Regions from separate parts of the Homo sapiens genome. Here region 2 is linked to region 1. A link is a loop called in an ENCODE intact Hi-C map of the cell type or tissue named here. Cell type or tissue: heart left ventricle. All regions are shown on one strand.

Evidence for each region. Peaks named below come from ENCODE experiments on the same cell type or tissue, not always from the same donor. Only the 100,000 strongest peaks of a DNase experiment are listed, where the experiment ranks them.
Region 2: it touches region 1 in a loop (2.7-fold over the local background); 4 of 110 quality-filtered maps call a loop at or near these places.

What each region holds. Positions count from the first base shown.
Region 1 is chr4:56,062,412-56,067,411 of GRCh38, reverse strand. All of the region lies in intron 1 of CRACD (capping protein inhibiting regulator of actin dynamics), which reads right to left. Among named protein-coding and RNA genes, the nearest start is that of CRACD, 16 kb to the right of the region's middle. In heart left ventricle, no CTCF peak of the experiment used is centred here; no DNase peak of the experiment used is centred here.
Region 2 is chr4:56,292,536-56,297,535 of GRCh38, reverse strand. The region is part of intron 3 of CRACD (capping protein inhibiting regulator of actin dynamics); the gene reads right to left. Among named protein-coding and RNA genes, the nearest start is that of AASDH, 92 kb to the left of the region's middle. In heart left ventricle, no CTCF peak of the experiment used is centred here; no DNase peak of the experiment used is centred here.

The sequences.
Region 1 (5,000 bases):
AAGAAGTGAATCAAATGATCAAAATTTGAATATTATGTGGCATGTTTTGGGGCAGGCCAGATTCTTCAGCACAAAGTCGCACTAGCCGCCCACAAGAGCTCCTTATCTGTAATACTCAGCCTTTCTCACCTTCCCCACCTCTAATAAATCCTCTTCTCCTTCTTCTGGATTTTCTGTGCAGAAGAATCATCTATCTTAGTTTTGTCTTATTTTTTTTTTCTCTTCTGGATTCCCATTTTCTATTCCTAATATTCTATAAGAAACAGAGGCTCCTAGAAGAAGACTTCCATTCTTTCCTGAAAATGCAAAAGGCTCTTGTATAATCTTGGGACCTAGGCAAGCCCTGTTCTATTTTGCAACTTTCCCTCTGAACCATCTTGGCTAATTCTTTAAATTAAGAATTAATTAAGAATTAATTAATTAATTTAAATGCATCTGGCTCTGATCTTTACTCTCCATTGTCTTAAGCCATTTACTTTTCCCTGCTTTCTCCTATCACCATCTTCTTTCCTCTTCTAGACTGTTTTTCAGTCACATATAATACCCACCTACCCCATGAACACGCATTCATTCATTCATTATTTCCTGCAGGATTCAGCAGGCTATTTATACAGCCTCTTCCATGGGCATAGAACTGAGACAGGCCTTCCCTGTACTTTGTGTACTGTCTGTGTGGTGTGGTGGGGAGAGCTAAAGGGTTCTAGGCAGACATATAGGGCCAGAGCAGAACAATCCTGTTTACCAGGGAGTGTCACCACCACTATTCTCTACCTGCCACCTGCTTCTCTTCCCCATATGACAGAATGAGGACTGCAATTACAATTTTATTTATTTATTTAATTCATGTATTTGTTTATTTAGTTAGTTCTGAGACAGGGTCTCGCTCTGTCACCCAAGCTGGAGTGCAGTGGCATGAACATAGCTCACTGTAGCCTCAACCTCCTGGACTTAAGTGATCCTCCCACCCCAGCCTCTCAAAGTGCTTGGATTACAGCCATGAGCCACCACACCTGTGATTTTAGATAAGCTTCTGACCACAAGCTATGATGAAAAACTCCTCGTGTAGAATGCTGAGTTTTGATGTACTTAAGAATGCTCCAAAAAACCCTTAAAAAGAGAAGTAATAATACAGTTGTGAGATTTCCTATCTGTTGCTGGGGTATTCAAAACTAACCAACGCAGTGGCTGCCTGGGGGTGTTACGGAGAGCCACAGCATCTGCCCTGCAATGTAGAGCATCCTGGGAGCATCCTCAGAACTAGCTGACTGAAGCACTGTTCACAATTGATAAAAGGCAGAAACAACCCAAATGTCCATCATCAGATGAATATGGATAAATAAAATGTGATATATCCATACAATGGAATATTATTCAGCCATGAATAAAGGAATACAGTTCTGATAGATGCTACCACGTGAATAAACCCTGAAAAGATGATGCCATATGAAACCAGTCAGATACAAAAGGACACATATTGAATGACCCCATTTACATGAGGGAATCAGGAATAGGCAAATTCATAGACACAGAAAGTAGAATAGAGATTGCCAGGGGCTGAGGGGAGGGGATGATAGGTAAACCCATTGTTTAACAGGTATAGAGTTTCAGTTTGGGATAATGAACAAGTTCAGGGATGGACAGTGATGATGGTTAGATAACACTGAACATACTTAATCCCACTGAATAGTACACTTAAAAATGGGTAAAATAGTAAAGTGTATGTCATGTATATTTCACCACAATTAAAAATAACAATAACAACAACAACAAAAAAACCAGCTGGCCATGAGCCCAGCAAGTAAACCAAGACAGTCAGTGCACACTTAGCTGAAGTTGAAGTGGTATACCCTGTACCTCACCGGAGGTTGCAGATACTACCAAGGAGTCAGGGCTTACCTGCATGACAACAAGGAAAAGGCTAAGATACTTCTCCCAGAAGCCTCGCCCCACAAACAAGTAACTACAGAGGGCAGGTGGTGAATCTCGGAAAGTAACAGTCCCTGAGTGATCATAAAGACTCATGGTGCTGGGCGCAGTGGCTCACGACTGTAATCCCAGCACTCTGGGAGGCTGAGGTGGGTGGATCACCTGAGGTGAGGATTTTGAGACCAGCCTGACCAATATGGTGAAACCCCATCTCTACTAAAAATACAAAAATTAGTTGGGCATGGTAGCATGAGCCTATAGTCCCAGCTACTCGGGAGGCTGAGACAGGAGAATTGCTTGAACCTGGGAGGTGGAGGTTGCAGTGAGCTGAGATCATGTCATTGCACTACAGCCTGGGCGACAGAGCAAGACTCCATCTCAAAAAAAAAATAAAAAAATTTAAAAAAGACTCATGGCAAGAGGTTCCAGAGGCACTTCTGAGAGTTCTAATCCTGCTGCACGTGGCTTTTCTCCTCCACCCACTGCCCTGCAACCACAGCTGGTCATCTTGAACTACAAGGCCAAAACTCCCATGACTAGCCATCTTCGAGGGGGAAGAATCACTGCAGACATTTGGGACCCGTCCATGTCCAGATACAGATCACTAAGAGGGCACTGTATTTTGGGGGCTGTGGGTGAAACTTCGATGAATCTGTAGAAAGCAGTTTCACTTCAAGATGAGAGAATGAATGAAACAAAGAATTAGTAGAGAATTTAAAAGTTAAGGTAGAGACTCGAAGCTACACATGTGAACAATGTGTGAGGGAGTGAAAGAAAAAAGAGGGAGTAAGATCAAGGAGTATTTTTTTAACAATAGGTGAAGCCTAAGGATATTCATAATGAAAAGGGAAAGAAACAGTGAAGAGAAAGGAGATAATCTCAGACCACAGTTCCCAGAGAAGGTGGGAGACAAGAAGGTTATAAGAACAAGCAAAATGTCTGGCTTTGGAAAAAGGCAAATTTCTGCAGGAGTAGGGAAGAAGACTTGGCTAACCCTAAAATGAGATCAGGTATATGAAAGAGCTTTGAAAAGTGTGCTGGTCCACCGTAATGCAAGGTATCATTATAAAGCCTACTAGAACAGCTAAGTTTGTGTTTGCTGCTTGCTTTTTACATTAATCCTCTTTCACATTCATGGATAACTAAATATTATAGTTAAGAAAACATGTGAACACTATCCAGACAATGAAAAGACAACCTACAGAATGGAAGAAATTTGCAAATCATGTATCTGGCAAGTGACTGATGCCCAGAATACATAAACAATTCCCACAACTCGACAACAAATAAACAACCCCATTCAAAAATGGGTGAAGGACTTGAACAGACGTTTCTCCAAAGAAGCTATACAAATGGTCAATAAGCACACAAAAATATGCCAACATCATTAGTCATCAGGGAACTGCAAATCAAAACCAAACTGAGACACCACTTCACATCCATTAGGATGGCTATTATCAAAAGGCAGGAAACAACAAGAATTGGTGAGGATATAGAGAAATTGAAATGCTGTGTGTGCATTGCTGTTGGGAAGGTAAAATGGTGCAGTTGCTGCAGAAAACACTTTAGCAGGTCCTCAAAATGTTAAGCATAAAATTACAATTTGATCCAGCAATTCCATTCCTTCATATATATCCAAAAGGATAGAAAGCAGAACTCAGATACCTGTACACCAATGTTCATAGCAGCATTACTCAGAGTAGCCCAAAGGCAGAAACAACCCAAATATCCATCAACAGAAAATTTCATTTTTTTTTAAAAAGTCATACAATGGAATCTGATGCTACAACATGGATGAACCTTAAAAGCATGTGACCTGAAATGAGACGCAAAAGGCCAAACATTCTACGATCCCACTTACATGAGATCCCAGTTATACAATAGGCAAATTCACAGAGACTGAAAATAGAACAGAAGTTACCAGGGGCTGCCCCTGGTAAACAATGAGGAGTTACTGTTTAATGGGTTCAGAATTTCTAGTTGAGATGATGAAAAAGTTCTGAAAATGGACAGTGGTGATGCCTGCTTGACACTGTGAATGTACTTAATGCCAATGAACTGTCCACTTAAAAATGTTTACGATGGTAATTTTTGTTATATATATTTTACCACAATAAAAAATTTTTTTGGCTGGGCACAGTGGTTCACACCTATGATCCCAGCTACTTGAGCGGCTGAGGCAGAAGGTCACTTGAGCCCAAGAGGTCGAGGCTGTGGTAAGCCATGATCGCACCACTGCATGCCAGCCTGGGCAACAGAGCATGGCCCTGTCTCAAAAAAAAAAAATTATTATTTGAAGGGAAAAAACAAGAATACTAGAAATGCAGATCTAATAAGCAAGCCCAATATGACCTGTTAGCACAGTATCCAAACAGAACTTCTTTTCTTCTTTCCTTCTTCTCTTCCTTCCTTTCCTTTCTTCCTTCCTTGCTTAAGTTCTATATGAAATAACTAAACATTCTGAGGAAGACAGATGCCTGAGGGAATTATGATGAGAATTTAATTTTAAAAAGATAAATCACATTACGACAGGGACTGGCAGAGTGAGGTAATCTACAGCAGGGACTGTAAACAACAGCAGGCTGAACCAAAGACCCAGGAGGTGTTTCTATCTTCAGCAAAAGGGAAAATGAAGAAAGAACAGAAATACATTTGCAAGCCCCAAATTTGTAAGGCATTCGGTTCTATAAAAACTCCTTGCAACCGTCTTCAAGGAGAAGATGAATTAAATAATTCAGTCAGGGCTAGTTTCACTGGCTGTGAACTCCCATCCAAGGAAACAAGGCAACATAACCTGGATTCCACGTCAGCAGAAGGTCAGAGATCAGATCTTATGTTAGCTCAGAAACTACAGTCTACCACTCTAGCTTCCCAACACTGTGGACAGAATTTGCAGGAAATCAGTTTAAAATTCCATGTGAATAATCCTCAATGAAAGGTAAATCCAGTTTGCTCAACCTGGTATCTCACATAAAGAACAAGCCGGTTTTAAGCATACCTTTCTGCTGCTGATTACTGCTGAACCATTTCGTATCACCAGGGAAAAAGGTTTAGGGCCAAGATGAATGTTCACA
Region 2 (5,000 bases), 230 kb before region 1:
GTGATCATGGCCCAATGTAGCCTCAAACTCCTGGGCTCAAGTGATCCTGCAGAGTAGCTAGGAATACAGACATCTGCTCCCACATCCAGCTAATTTATATTATTTTTTGTAGGGCTGGGGTCTTGCTATGTTACCCAGGCTGGTTTTGAACTCCTGGCTTCCTCACAAAGCACTGGCATTACAGGCATGAGCCACTAAGCCCAGCTAAAACACTTTTTAGTTGAAAGTCTGGACTTGGAGGAAGTCTGGACTTCTACCAGACAATGAGGTATAAGCCGTGTGAAATGCACAAAGACAGCCAGGCACGGTGGCTCATGCCAAGCCCAGCACTTTGGGAGGCAGAGGCAGGCAGATCACCTGAGGTCTGGAGTTCGAGACCAGCCTGGGCAATATGGTGAAACCCCGTCTCTACTAAAAATACCAAAAAAACAAAAACAAAAACAAAAAAATTAGCCGGGCATGATGGCTGGCGCCTATAATCCCAGCTACTTGGGAGACTCAGATGGGAGAATCGCTTGAACCCGGGAGGCGGGGATTGCAGTGAGCCAAGATTGCGCCACTGCACTCCAGCCTAGGTGAGACAGAGCGAGACTCAGTCTCAAAAAAAAAAAAAAACAAACAAAAAAAAAGAAATGCACAAAGAGGAAGCAGCAGAAGTAAGCGAGTAAGATAGCAGTAAGGAAGCAAACTGTTCCCTACTTGATCTTGGAAACTAACTTATCTCTGGGAAAGAGTACACACTGAGGCTGCCAGCTCCTCACAGGGGCAGGAAGAGCAGCAAGGCATGCACATTGCCACAATGCCAGGCAACACAGGCAGCACTTGGAGGGGAGAGAGAGCACAACCTCCTCCTTCCCCTCCCCAGAAAGGGGCCCCTACTGGGGTTTTCTCAGTGACCAAGTGCATGAAAGAATAGCCAGCGTTGGGGGCAGGTGTTCCCAGGCAGTGCCTCCGAACTGAATTACAGAATGCAGTGGGCAAGGTCCTGGGGCAGCTGTACTTGTTATCTGCCCAAGTCTAGACCCAGTTGGGAAGACTAATTACCAAATTTTATCATCTAGTTTGCTAAATTACAGGCAGCACGGTGTAAAAGTGTGCGAGGTTTACAAATGAAAGACTTGGATGTGAGCCTCCTGGCTATGTGATCTTAGGCAATAATAATAATTATTATAAACATCAACCCTTACTTTGATTTAAAAAAAAAACTGTGTGGAGTTTTACTTTCATTATCTCATTTAATCCCCATCATCACCATCTTGTGACAGATGAAACTCAGAGAGTAAATAACTTATATAAAGACATCCAAATTGAAGGAGTAGAGTGAGAAACTGAACTCAGATCTGCTGAGAATAATCTCATGCCAGCCAGCTGCCATATTTTAAAGTGGTAGAAGGTCATATAGTATTGCCATCATGAGTGACACAGGGTATGGGAGAGGAAGACGGTGCAGATGCCATGGGGCCTGGACTGTGAGAGGGTTGAAGACACTAAATAGCTAGAATAAGGCATACGTCTTCAGCTAAATAACCCAGGGCACCATATAGCAGCAATTCCCTTTATGAAATATGAGGCACTCTTTTAGGAAACATGCAGGGAGATTAATATGTTATGATCTCCCTGTCCTCAAAGAACCTGGGACCTATGTCACAAACTGAGCTTCCAAGTTCACCTAAAAATGTTATGAAATAAACTTTTCATTTGAAGTTGTGGAATCGCACTTCTGAATATTCTCTGTCTAAACTTCTTTTTCAGATCCCTGGTTATGACTCAGTTGAGAGAAGGGGTAAATGACTTCATTTCTACATTGTATTTTTGCAAAGGGCATATATATATATATATATATATATATATATATATATATATATATATATATATGTTTACTAATTTCTCACAGTTGTGTGTACAGAATACACCAGTGCTAGGCTAAGTTCCATTCCAGTTTCTAAGTCAACCTTGACTGCGTCATGAAGTCTATCCCCCTGATTTATTTTTCCACATAGGCTAAGAATTGGCACTCTCCTGCTCTTTGGTGTTGAACTCCAAACATTCCTGTTGCCGGCAAAGATCTGATGTCCATTCATTACTCACTTCCAGATGATCATATTGAAAAATAGAGAAAATGAAAAGTAATAATAGCAGTAGTAGTAATTATAATAGTGGTGGTCACAGTGGTAACATTTATCCTAGCTAAATTTTATTGGACACTTGTGATGTATCTTGCATATATGCTAACCTCTTTAACATAATATCAGAATCTTTTTGATATATAATATTTAAAACTTATGTGGTAGGCACTGTTAGTAAGGCTGTTTTATGGACAAGGAAACTAAGGTTTGAAGACAATGAGCAATTTGCTATAAATTAAGTAACTGTCTATATTATAATTTTTTCTGGCCTCTGTTCCACTGGTCTACTTGTCTGTTTTTTGTTGTTGTTGTTTTGTTTTTACTTTTTTTACTTACCTGTTTTTATACCAATAACACACTATCTTAATTGCTGTAGCTTTTTAAGGAGTCTTGATATCTAGTAGTTTAAGTTTTTCAGCTCTGGTTTTCTGGGTTTTTTTCTTTCTTTCTTTTCTTTTCTTTTTTTTCTTTTTACTTTTTTTTTTTTTTTTTTTTTGAGACAAGGTCTTGCTCTGCTACCCAGGCTGGAGTGCAGTGGCATGATCTCGGCTTAGTGTAACCTCCACCTTCTGGGTTCAAGCAATTCTCCTGCCTCAGCCTCCCAAGTAGCTCAGATTACAGGTGCCCACCACCACGCCTGGTTAATTTTTGTATTTTTGGTAGAGATGGGGTTTTGCCATGTTGGCCAGGCTGGTATAGAACTCCTGGCCTCAAGTGATCAGCCCACCTTGGCCTCCCAAAGTACTGGGATTATAGGCGTGAGCCGCCACACCTGGCTTCTACATAAATTTATACATATACACATACATGAATATACTATTGAGATTGCTTTTAGATGGCATTAAATCTATAACTTTTTAAACTGATGTTTTTACAATATTGAATCTTTTAATCCATGAACATGGGCTGACTCCTCATGTATTTATATCATCTTTAATTTCTCTTAACAAATGTGTTGAAGTTTTCTGTATAGAGGTCTTGTACATATTTTGATAGGTTTATTCTTATATATTTGGTGTTTCTGAATTTATTGTAAATGGTATAGACTAAAATTTCTATTTTCTAATTTTTTAATTAGTGGATATAAAATGTAACTTATTTTTATATATTGATCTTATAACCAGAGACTTTGCTAAGTTTATTTATCAATTATAATAACATGACTGCTGATTCTTTTTTTTTTTTTTAAGACAGGGTCTCAGTCACCAAGGCTGGAGTGCAGTGGCTAAATCATAGCTGCTGGGCAACCTTGAACTCCTGGATTCAGGGGATCCTCCTGCCTCAGTCTCCCAAGTAGCTGGGACTACAGGCTCATGCCAGCATACCTGGCTACTTTTAAAATTTTTTGTAGAGATGAGTTCTTGCCATCTTCCCTAGTCTGGTCTGGAACTCCTGCCTCAAGCAATCCTCCCACCTTAGCCTCCCAAAGTGCTGGAATTACAGGCATAAGCCACCACACCTGAACACCTGAACACCTGAAGCATAGAATTTTTGTAGATAAGCTTGTATTACTGCATCTTTGAAAAGACACATGATCTACTGATATGGTTTGGATCTGTGTCCCCGACAAATCTCATGTCAAATTGTAGTCTCCAATGGTGGGAGGTGGCTGGATCATGGGGATGGATTTCTCATGAACGGTTCAGCATAATCCCCTTGGTGCTATTTTCATGGTAGTGAGTGAGTTCTTGCAAGATCCTGTTGTTTAAAAGCATGCAGCACCTCCTGCCTTGCTCTCTCTTGCTCCTGCTCCTGCCATGTGAAACACCTCACTCCCTCTTTGCCTTCTGCCATGATTGGAAGCTTCTTGAGGCCTCCTTAGAAGTGGAAGCCACTATGCTTCCTGTACAGCATGCAGGATCACGGCCAATTAAACCTCTTTTCTTTATAAATTACCCAGTCTCAGGTATTTCTTCAGAGCAGTGCAAGAGCACACTAATACAGCTATCTTTCATTTATAGCTGATTTTAAAGTTAGCCTCTTTATCTTTGTTTTTTAGCAGTTTTACTCTGGTGTAGCAGGGTGTGAGCTTCTTTTAATTTATTCAGCTTGGGTTACACAATGCTTCTAAAATCTGTAGCTTGATGTCTTTCATCAGCTTTGGAAAATTCTCAGCCTTTATCTCTTAAATACTGTTGTGCCCCATTTTTCCTCTAATCTCTCTCTGATCCTCCCATGTTAAACCCTTTTAACTACAAGCCACATAACTTTTATTCTCATTATTATAGCTACCATTCTTTTTACTCAATATGATTCAGACTGGATATTTCTATGGACCTGCTTCCAGTTCACTAATTTTCTCTTTAAGTCCAATCTGCTGAGTTCTTAATTTCAGAAGTATATTTTAGATCTCAAATTTCCACTTAATTGTTTAATAAATTTAAGTTCTCTGCTGAAATTCTCCATCCTGTAAACTATATTCTTGAATATATTAATCACAATTATTTGAAAGTCTATCTGAAACTCCAACATCTAGGTCACCTTTAGGTCTCTGTCTATTATCTTGTTTTTCTTGTGGTCTGTTTCTTAGATGCTTGGTAATTTTTAATTAGACTTCACACATCATGCCTCAAAAATTTTAGAGGTGGCCAGTCGCGGTGGCTCACGCCTGTAATCCCAGCACTTTGGGAGGCCGAGGCAGGTGGATCACGAGGTCAAGAGATGGAGACCATCCTGGTTGACACGGTGAAACCCTGTCTCTACTAAAAATACAAAAAATTAGCTGGGCGTGGTGGCAGGCGCCTGTAGTCCCAGCTACTCGGGAGGCTGAGGCAGGAGAATGGTGTGAACCCGGGAGGTGGAGGTTGCAGTGAGCCGAGACTGTGCCACTGCACTCCAGCCTGGGCGACAGAGCAAGACTCTGTCTCAAAAAAA